2 separate regions of the Mus musculus genome follow, and region 2 is linked to region 1. The links are chromatin contacts, found by Hi-C or POLR2A ChIA-PET in ENCODE. All regions are on one chromosome and are shown on one strand. Each heading gives the region's core, a stretch centred on a gene start or an enhancer-like site at or near the end of the contact. The rest is flanking DNA. Distances are from core to core; before and after follow the strand shown. Region 1 overlaps Sgms1 (sphingomyelin synthase 1). Region 2 overlaps Sgms1 (sphingomyelin synthase 1).

Region 1 (5,307 bases), core at 1,546-4,045:
TTCTTGGCACATCCTTGGTACGTCACATTAGGAACAGAGTCTAAATGGGATAGGCTGCCATTCCTACCTCGAGTGTCTGGACATTTGTAGTGGTCAGCATGCTCACAGAGTATATATTATCAGTGTAGAATGGTGTATGTTCCTCAGTCTCTGAGAGAGCCCTGACCAATGAATGGTTCCTCATCCCAAATCTTGGCTTTGTCTGTGTCTAGTCCAATGCTTCATCATAGCATGTACTGAAAAAGTTGCTCATTGGATACAGGCAGTGTGGGCTTAATTATGCTCAGGAAGGGTTAGGGTTAGGGTTAGGATTAGGGTTAGGGTTAGGGTTAGGGTTAGGGGTGGTGTCATCCATTTTGGGTTCTCTATTAGACTTAAACTTCCTGGTGTTGAAATGTGGGCAAGAGTTCTGACCCAGAGAATCATCCTGAGCTGTTTCAGTCCCGCTTAAAAAACACTTTTATAAAAACTGTAGCCTATTCTTACATTGACATGCCAATTCTATAAAAATAAACAGGCTGTGTGCTAAGTAGATTAGGTCTTAGCATCACAAAAGGAGATAGGGACCTGAGAATCACAGAGATGTGTCCTCAATACAACCCCAAGTCATTACCTTAGCAAGTGGGAGAGTTTGGAAACGGAAACAGCTTCTTAACTCTGAAGCTTGGCTTTCAGAGAAAAGGTCATTTGCCCATCATCAGAAAGCTATAGAAAGGGTTTGATCTGAAAATTAACTAAGGCAAGCAGAGGATCCCGGGACACTGGGTGACTAATACTAGTCATTCCGTTACAAATGTGAATTGAAATACAGTCCCAGAAGAATGTGTTTTGGGCATGATACTGCATGGCCTGTAATGCCAGCACTTGGGGAGGCAGAGACAGGAGGACTGGGGCTCAGGCTCATTCTTGTCTACATAGCAAACAGGCTTGCCTGGGTTCCATGAGATCCTGCCTCAAACAACAACCACAACACAATGGACAAGATGTCATGCTATGTCAAAGAATAGAGTTGCTACACTAAGCAATATAGCTTGTTAACTAGAGATGACCAACTGCTTAACAGATTTCAAGAATTTGGAAACCAACTACAAATTTAGCTCTCAGTAAAAGCATCAGGATGACTTGGAAAATTCAGCCAAAGTTGGTTGAGCAAAATGTAAGTGCTGAAAGACTCAGAAAGTTTTTTGTTTGTTTGTTTTTGTTTTTTTTTTCTTTCCCCTAAAAGGCCTCTTGTGTCCAAATGAGAAACAATTTGTGGATCCTTTGTCTCCAGTGAGCCTATTTCTAAGGGTTATTTCTATGGAAAGGATTAGCTCTGAAGATGAACAGTGAACATGGGATGTGACCCAGACAGCTTCTAGTATATGCTCCAATTTGTTTATATAATAGACTGTTGTATATTTGTGTCAACGATGCTGAACAAGCATGGCACAAAATGTTTGATAAACAGACTTCAATGAGCATATGAGAACATTGCAGTCAAGTAGTGATGGGGACACGGGGCTTAAAGACATCTGTCATAGTACTCACTGGATTATCTTCAGTGGAGTTCCATGTTGGGGTTTCCCTTCTTGGTCTTTATTAATTATAGAGCTATCCATGAGCATACTTTCTGTTATTAAAGCAGTTTGAAATAGTAAGCAAAACTATATTCAAATGTATGGGTAACTTGGCAACTTTTCCCCCAAAAGAATGTGATGAGTCTAGTCCTTTTAATTCAAAATAATGAAATAGCCAGTCATCTTAAGTCCAAACATTAGTGGTTCCAGAGAGCTATTTGCCCCTCCCATCCCAGTCTGAACAGAGGAAATGAGTGAGTGATTAGGAATGAGTAAGAGCCGGAGGACTTGGGCCAGCTCATCTGTGGAAAGGAAGAAGGAATATTAATATAGTCCAAGACAGTGTAGAAACCACACCAACACAGCAGCATTAAGTGTTTGCCCAGGAAATTTGAGACTGAGAGGCCTTTCGTCCACTTGTGGGTGTGTTGCCGGAACACCCAGTATGCTTAGGCTTGCCTAACTACCTTATCCTAGAAGAGGTGGATTCAGGCGTGAGAAACAGCTTTTCTAGTCTAAGAGCTGATTCATGAAGCCGTAACGCTGGCTTAGTGAATTGTTTCATTAATTGTCTTTTGAGCCAGGGGCTGCTAGTGAATACCTTTATTCCTAGCACTTGAGAGACAGAGGCAAAGGCAGGGCAATGTCTGTAAGTTGAAGGCCTGGCTGGTCTACATAGTGAGTTGAGAGAAGTGGGGGCAGAGTGGGGAGAGGGAAAGAGGGAGAGAGACTGATTTTGAATTTATGCTTTCTACAAGTCTGCCTCTCACCTGTAAGTCTAGGGTCATCTGTTTATAGAATGATTCTAGCTGGACTTCTGTGAGTGCGGCATCCTGGAAAGTACAAGAGTTTCTGAACCCATGTAAGGCTCGCTCCCTATCTCAGAATATACTGTGATGTGGGTGGGGCTATGCATAATAATGACGGCTGTCTGTCTAATATGTCATCAGCAACTTGTCATGCTAAGATGGACTAGGATTCTGTTTTTGTTTCTAAAGTCTCAGATAATCAAGTCAGCAAGAAACATAAGAATGTTAGGGACTTAGCCTCCTAGTTTTCCAAGTGAATATGTATCCCTGTCTAAAGATTTCCTCCTTCTAAAGTTTTATTAATAAAACAATGAGTGTACAGGATTTCCAGCCCACTTCCTCTTAGAAAGAACAGGGCGGGGCAGCCTGTATCCCAGCTGGGACAGGAAGGGCCCCTGCTCCCACGTCTGGCCTTGGCTCTCTGCCCTTACAAGCTGGAGGGAGGGCTTCTGGGCGAGCAGATGTAGCCTCAAGTCAGTATGGTTCTTTGCCTACTCTTTGGACTGGGCCGACGGGCCAGGGAGAGACACGGGTTTAGTCTGGGAGTTGACACCTGTAGGTTCACCTCTCTTTGGCTGCTGTGATTTTGTTGGGGCTGTGACATAAAAATGACTCTTTAAAGTCTGGAGGTATAACTCTGAAATAAGACTGACTATCTTAGATTCCATTTTTGAATCACAAGCTCGGAGATCAGATAACTATAAAGATGTTGAAAGCAGATATTTTCAACAGGGAGCGGGGAAGATATTGTTCCCTAGGGAAGAGCACACCAATTGGTTATCCAATACCAAATCGTCAATCCTGAAAACATACAAACAAGTAACATTGTACAGACTGAGCAGGCTGTACTTGTATATCTAGGAATATATGTTTATATACATATATGTATATAATAATAGTTAAAGGAAAAAGAGGCTATGAATTTGAATGCAAGGAGGAGGGGCATATGGGGGTATTGGACAGAGGCAGGGAGGGGAGAAATGAAATAATTTTCCAAATAAAAGAAGGAATTAAAACAAATTGTTTGGGCTTTTGATTGGGAATGGACTAGAACCAATGAAACAACAAAACTCCTTGTAATGCAAGAAGGATGATCTATGTGGCCGGTGTTTAGCAACTGTGAAAAATTCATTTAATGTGTGATGTTGGGATGGGTGAAGACAAAGCATCCTTTGTTGACATTGGTGATAGCATTGGTGATGCAGCTCAAGCAAAGCTGGGCTCTGAGCTGTAGGCTTGCCCATCCCGAGCTCACTGTGAAACTGCAGGCTCTTCCTGTGCTGCAGGCTCTTCTTCATGTCCCAAAGCTCAGTTAAGTCCCCAGTGACCTGATATGTAAGGCGACTGAGTACAGGCTTTTAGCTAGGGCTGAGAAGGAAGCTGTGTTGAGTTCAGCAGGAACAAGGAAATCGCCCCCCCCCCCTTTATCTGATGAGACCCATCACATGGAAGGACTTAAAAGAAAGCAACAGCAGCTAGATAGTGATGTTGCTTAGCTCATAGAATCCTTGCTTGGCATGGATGTGACCCTGGGTTAGATCCTCAGCAGCCCATGAAACCAAGTGTGGGCATGAGTGCCTTCCTGTCAGCAACTGGGACGAGGAGGCTGGAGGATGAGAAGTTGAAGTAAGGATGGGGCCAGCTTTGTGATACAAGAGATCATTCATCAAAACCAGACAAACAACTAAGAAGATAAAATGTTCTAACCACCCTTACCCCATGATCCCAGTAGAACAAGGCCGAACACACCACTTAGAAGGTAATCCAAAACAAGGTATTAAGAGCTGTTACAGTAAGGTTTATGTAATAGATGAAATGTGAGCAACATCCTTTCTGGTTTCTGACTGATGGCAATTCTTAGATTATAGACTCTCATTTTATTGCCAGGCTGAACCTTTGAAACGAAAATTTGTCTAACAGGTTCCTTCTGCAGATGTGGGAATCGAGGTCCCTTGGGAGGGTGACAGACCTTTGCACTGACACATCACTATCCACAGAGCCCAGGCTTCTAGATGGTTTAAGCCTCTGTACAAAGCTTGAGAGACCAGATTTTATAGGTGCGAAGTTTTCAGGTCACTGTCTAAAGTCACAACAGCAAAGGGATGTAAATGACATCTTGCCAGGGCCCAGCAAGTGTCCTTAACCTAGTGTGAGACCCTTAGCAAACATTTGCCCACTGCCTAAGAATAGCCAAGGCACAGTTCAAAGGACCAGCCACTTCCTCCCACTGACATTGACACTGGTTGTTTTCAGTGGAGAGAACCGTGGATGTTTTCAGCACTGTCCCTGTGCCACAGTGAGCTGGAGATCTCAGAGTTGCTGAGGCTACCGAAGTGAATGAGACTGGCTTATGTGACATCATTTTGTCAGCCTTGTTTCTTTTTCCTACATGGCCATATCTGTATATTTGATACTTTAATGAACATTCTTTAGTATTATATCTTAATTATTTTTGTGTGAAAATATTAATGTTTAATATGTGCACAGTGTTCTATATGGTTCCTCCTAAATTCTTAGACTAAAATTATGGAATTTTGAATTTTTATAATAGAAGTAGATCAAATAGTCTGAAGATTCATAAGGCTCTGGATGTACAGTGACAGCCTTCTTCCCGGCACAGGCCTTATCCATCTTATTTTATTCCCATTGAGCATTTCTCACAGTGCTGACTTAGTGGGAAATACATCGTGTTGGTTCTGGTTCCATTTCTGTTCAAGCTTACTGTATTCATTCTGGATTTATGCATGTCTCATCAGTGTTCGAGTAGATGAAGATAATGACTCAGATGCTCTCTTGTCATCTTAGGTCCAAGAAATGTAGCTCTAGAGAAAGATGGCTCTGCCTCGCCTAAGATTGAAACTGGGACTTTGGCCAGATACAGAGGCAACCATAAACCAAAACTCCTTAGCACACTGAAGCTTTACAAAGAGCTCAAACTG
Region 2 (5,307 bases), core at 1,341-3,840, 120 kb after region 1:
ACCACGAGCCCATTCAGAAGGTTCCAGATCAAACCACAGTACCACTCCATCTAACATTATTTTGGCTCATCTGTAAAAATAAGTCACTCAAAAAGTAATGTGTGATGGCATAGAGCAGTCATAAGCTATAGTTGCTGGTGATTTTCTGTATTTTTATACATAAGTTGTTTTTATAGTATGCTAAAACAGACTTTCCTGTCCCATGGTTGGTGGCAGGAATTGATAGAAAGGTCATTGGACCTAAGACTACCCAACTCCAAAACTTTCATCTCGTTCCTTAATTTCCATAATTATATATATATATATATATATATATAACTTCCAGTTAAAAAGTGGGACCATGGAATCCATATGAGCGTCATAAAACAGTACAGTGGCAGCTGACCAGCATGCACTGCTTGGTAGGATAACTGAGTAGGGACACGTTTCACTTCTGGATACTCTAGTCTGAGTACGTGACTCTAGTGGAATCAGGAGAAGACTTGATGGGCTCGACTCACAGAGATTCTACAGAATACTGTGTTTTAAGAGTTGCCCAGGTCATGAGAAACAAGAAAAGAAAGAGGAACCTGGTGGGGAGGGTAAGGAGATGCAAAACTAACTGTTGACAAGGACAGGGTAAGCGAGCATAGAGGAGGTAAGGAGATTGAAAGAACAAGGGCTATACAGCCCTGGTTGAGACACTAATGTTCAGTTCCTGGTTTTAGTCATTGTACCCTGGTTCTCTTAAGTTGACACAAAGCTAACGAAGGGTATACCTCAGTTTTCTGCAACTTTAAGAACATTATTTTCAGAATGACAGGGCAATGGAAAGCCCTCAGCAGGATAATACTGCTTACTGTTGTTTTTGATTCGGTAACAAAAGTCTCAGCTTTGAGACAGCCTAACTCTGAGGTCTTTCAAAATTGTAGTCACCTGGGAAGAAAGAATGTTTAGCCAAGTATTGAAGAGGTGAGTCCCAGTCTACCCCTACTACTGTAAAAATGCCATACCGCGCAGGAGTGTCTGCCCATCCTCAAGGTAGAAAAGTTGAAGGCTAGCTAAGTGACCAGTGCAGCAGCATCTTCAGAGGCTATTAGCACCAGGCCCTTTTGGGATAGAAGGGGACAGGGCCCTCCTGGGTCTCATTTTTTTTTTTTTTTTGTATGGACACTGGTCTCATCTGTGAGGGTTCTATCATGGTGACACAATCACCTCCACAAGCCCCACCCCATTGCACGGTTACCTCAGGATATAAATGGAAAGGGATTCCAGTAGGCATGTAGCGCCATGTTGAACTCTAATGTTTTAAGGCCATCTATGTGTAAATATAAACATGTTAAAAGCAGTTCCCCTGAGCCAAACCCCATGGCCGTTAGGTAGTTTTTATTTTATGTTGGAAACAAAATATCTTTGTGCCTACTGAAAACAAAGGAAAGCATAAATATGACAACATGTGCTTTGTAAGGACTCGGTATCTTGTGGACATAATAGAGCCATATCTAGAGAACACTATGCTCAGGAAGTTGAGACAGGCTTGTGACGCACTGCTCTTTGGAGTTCAAACCAAGCAGGTAATCGTGTACCCAGAAAAGGAAAGCTTTGTCTTTAGGGGATGTTGCGATTTCCTCAGATCCTGTTTACCTTCCAGCCTGAGATTTCCCCTCTGGTTGGATTACACTGTTTAACTCAAAGCACAAGCGAGGAAGCCATCTCTGCTCTCTTAACAGATTGCTGCCCCGAGGAAGGGCGTGTGTGTTTAAGATGTTAGGCCATAAAGAAGACTGGAAGTTTAAAAGAAAATTCCATAGAAATTGTGAAACTATGACAAGTGGAATTATTTTTAGACTTTGTGAAAGGAGAAGTAGGAGAAAGAGAAATTTTGCCTTTGCCTCTCTAAGCAATAGAGTGATAATCCTGGCAACTCTGTGGGTTGGACATGGAGTAAGAGACTTACGTCACTCATTCCTGGGCCGCCTTCTCTTCAGCAGTGCAGCGTGATGACCTAAAGTCTTTGATAATTCCACATTACAAAACACATTTAATAATTTCAGTGTCTACTGGAGAAAATGTTTTTATTACAAATCTTTGAGTCTTTGTTATGCGAGGTTGTTGTGATTTCCGTGGTTAATAAGTGTGTTTCTGGATCTTGACCTTAAGCAGGCCATGATGGCACACACTTTTAATCCTACACCTGAGAGGCTGAGTCAGGCTTGGAGCCTCACTTTGAAACCCAGCCTGAACTTCATAGTGAGTCCCTGGCTTAAAACAACACGGAAAAGAACAAAAAGAAAAGGGGAGGAAGGGAGGTTGACCTTTGCCTCTGATTTGTGGGCATTCCGAGTTTTGTAGCGACACAAAGCGCTGTGTGCCAGGATATTGTGCAATAGCAGACAGTGGCACTTCATTTACTAGCATGTGACTCTCGGGAGCATTCGATAGAACTCAGTGCCCTGGGAAGCCCTGAGTGACAAGCTTATGCACTTTAGTTTTGTAAGACCAGACTATTTCAGGGGTTGTTGTTGAGAAGTGTAGCTCAGATCTGTCTGCTAAATTTAGCTTGTCACTTCACTGGGTCTTGCCTCTCACTTTCTGCCTATCACGCTGGATGAGCGCATACGTGCAGAGAGCTTTCTGGAGTGGAGTAGGTAGATAACGTGTTCGAGTGTAGTTTTATTTGGGGAAGGCACCACCTTTAGGACATCCATTTTTTTATAGCCTTTATTGATTATGAAAGTAATATGCTTATTACAAAATTTGAACTGTGAAATTATGCAGAATAAAGTCAGAAGAGATATTAGGACATAGACTCAAATCCTTGCTTTCTGTACATATGTATCTAAGATATATTACCCCCAAAGCAGGGCCGTGCTGGGCATGATGGCACATGCCTTTAATCCTAGCACTCATGAGACAAAGGTAGAAGGTTCTCTGTGAGTTTGAGACCAGGCCAGTGTTACATGGTGAGACCCTATCTTGTAAAGCCAAGCCAGCCAACAAACGAGCGAAGCATAACTGTAGTGTGTAGGACACTTGCTGAATCTAAGCTTCATTAAAACTTACAATATGGAACACCACAGGCACTTTCCATGTCCCTAATCATTTCCCAAGAAAGCAACTCGTACACAAGAGTACTAATTCTGTTCCAATTCCAGAACTAGACTATTTTCCAAGACTGGCTGGAGCCAACCGAAACCCACGGGTCAGAAGTCATATATAATCCCAGTTCTTAATTCACAAGATTCTTCCATGTTAAAGTTACCAGGAGAAAATATATGTGATTGTACATAGACAGTCTGTCTGATTTTTGTCTTGTTGTTTCAACTTCAGTTGAGTCAGGAAAGGTTTTGGAAAAGGAAAAGAAAACAAATTACCTTCCTGAACTTGAGTTTTCTGACCGCGGTGCAGAGGAGCTGAGGTCGTGAAGGGACTAGGGGGAAGTTGGACGTAGGAAACTGGGGAGGTGAAGGAACAGGGTGCCCAAAGCACTGGGTCCTTCTGACCATGCAACAAGGAATGCTAAAACTACCCAGCTGACTGGGAGTTTCATTATCTCCCGAACCACCTGTCTCCCTTCTTCAGTGCCCTCTGGCCCCAGAAAGGGGAAATGGTAGGAACGGCCAAGGGTGGAGCGGGCAAGCTCTCCTCGGTAAGGTAAACTATTCACAGAGCCTGCCCTGGTCAGCCGTGGCTGGATTCTTTTCTCTCTCTCTCCTTGGCTCATTTGCTGGTTATAGTTCATTTTACAAAGAAAACACTTTTCTTTTAGTGGTGAAGTTAAACTTTACCTCAGCCCTCCAACCCAGCCCCTCTTTGGCTGCAGACCAAAGCTGGGGCCTTTGCTTGATAGGCAAGTGTCTCCCACTCAGCTAAATTTCCCAACCCCAGATTGCAGCAATCTAACAGTAGTTACTAGTATACAATCTAGTAGTAGTTACTAGTGTACAATCTAGCAGGAGTTACTAGTGTACAGTCTAGTAGGAGTTAGTTACTTTCTCACTTCTATAACAGTATACCCGACAGAGACAACTTAAAAGGGTGGGAGCCAGGGCCAGGATATAACACATAAGAATTCCCCCTCCAGTAGCTACTTCCCCTATAGACCTTGTTCCCTAAAGGGATCAAGGGCCAAGGCCTTTAAACACGGGAGCCTGTGGAATGCATGACACATGCATACCATAGCAGTGGTGGTGGGAATTCACAGCGGTGATGGACGCTGTCTATTTGTAGAACATTCATCATTTCAAACTGAAAACTGCTAACTCTTCAGATAATGAGGAAAAGCAGGTTCTTAATGCCAAGAGCAATTTAAGCTGAAATGAGCTGAAAATAGTAAGAGAAATAACATACAGTCGCCGTGCACTGTCTCTTCTTTCTGCTGTCTGCCCACTGTCTCACTGAAGCACAAGAGATATGGGATATTTCACTGTGGCGGAGAGGAGCTCCCAGCAGCCCCTGCAGCACTTCCCTGCATTGAGAACATTTCCCTCCTGAGTGGTCCTGCAAACAGTGTTCTTAGTCAGTGCCTCCTATACCACACAGGACTTAGTCTTACTGGTGTATTATTTGTGTATGTGCTGTGTGTCCTCGAGTGGAAGCCAGAAGTTAGAGTGGAGTGTCTCTCATAACCTCTCTTCACGGAGTGCTAAGGCTTCAAACATAGATCCTTCTGCTTGTGTGACGAGCTCTTTGCCAGCTGAGCTATTTACCCCGGCATCTAGGTCTTAAAATCTCAGTTAAATATTTGTCTCATGTCCCTTCGTTTCGATAGGAAGACCAGTACACTCAACACCTTGAACGAAGCTCAGAGTAAATGCTAGTAAGTAAATCTCGGTGTTGACGTTTCCGGGAGGCGGCATGTTAATATTTGGGCACTGAGTTCTGAATGGTCTCTGAGCCATTCATGCCTCAGTCCAATGCAGCCTCTCATAGTGTCCAGGTTGGGGCTGGGGCAAGTAGGTGACAGCAGGAAGGTTTCTACACTGAGTCTCATGACCTTAGAGGAGCCTTAGTATCACAGACAAACTAAGAACTTCAGGCATCTTTCTAGTCTGGGTTTTTAGAAACCAGCTGCAGATTGGTCAGGCCATGTCAGACTCTTTTCTAGAGCTCATGGTTGCTGTCTTTAACTGCGTTTACAATATTAGGAAATGTTTTCTGTTGTTGTTTCTGGTTTGATTTTTCAAGATAGGTTTTCACTGTGTATTCCTGCTGTCCTGGAACTCACTGTATACCAGGCTGACCTCCAGCTCAACCGATCACCACCTGCCTCTGCCTCCTGAGTGCTGGGATTAAAGGCTTGTGCCTCCACAGCCATCAGGGTAGGTT

Evidence for each region. A loop is a pair of places that touch in the nucleus more often than their neighbours do. ChIA-PET counts read pairs that join two places held with the same protein, here RNA polymerase II (POLR2A).
Region 2: a map of heart shows a loop between it and region 1 (8-fold over the local background). The contact joins two enhancer-like sites. A Hi-C loop is called at or near these places in 7 of 37 maps with a recorded cell type or tissue (T-helper 2 cell, gastrocnemius and heart). POLR2A ChIA-PET finds 5 or more read pairs at or near these places in 2 of 5 experiments (Patski and embryonic stem cell).

The regions. Positions count from the first base shown.
Region 1 is chr19:32,301,668-32,306,974 of GRCm38, reverse strand. The region is part of intron 2 of Sgms1 (sphingomyelin synthase 1); the gene reads left to right. Among named protein-coding and RNA genes, the nearest start is that of Sgms1, 84 kb to the left of the region's middle. Within about 2 kb of position 2,795, at least 2 of the 3 ENCODE cell types and tissues checked have a DNase peak (open chromatin) inside an H3K27ac peak, as active enhancers do; they include heart, where a contact is called at or near this core.
Region 2 is chr19:32,178,539-32,183,845 of GRCm38, reverse strand. All of the region lies in intron 5 of Sgms1 (sphingomyelin synthase 1), which reads left to right. Among named protein-coding and RNA genes, the nearest start is that of Asah2, 78 kb to the right of the region's middle. Within about 2 kb of position 2,590, at least 1 of the 3 ENCODE cell types and tissues checked has a DNase peak (open chromatin) inside an H3K27ac peak, as active enhancers do; it is heart, where a contact is called at or near this core.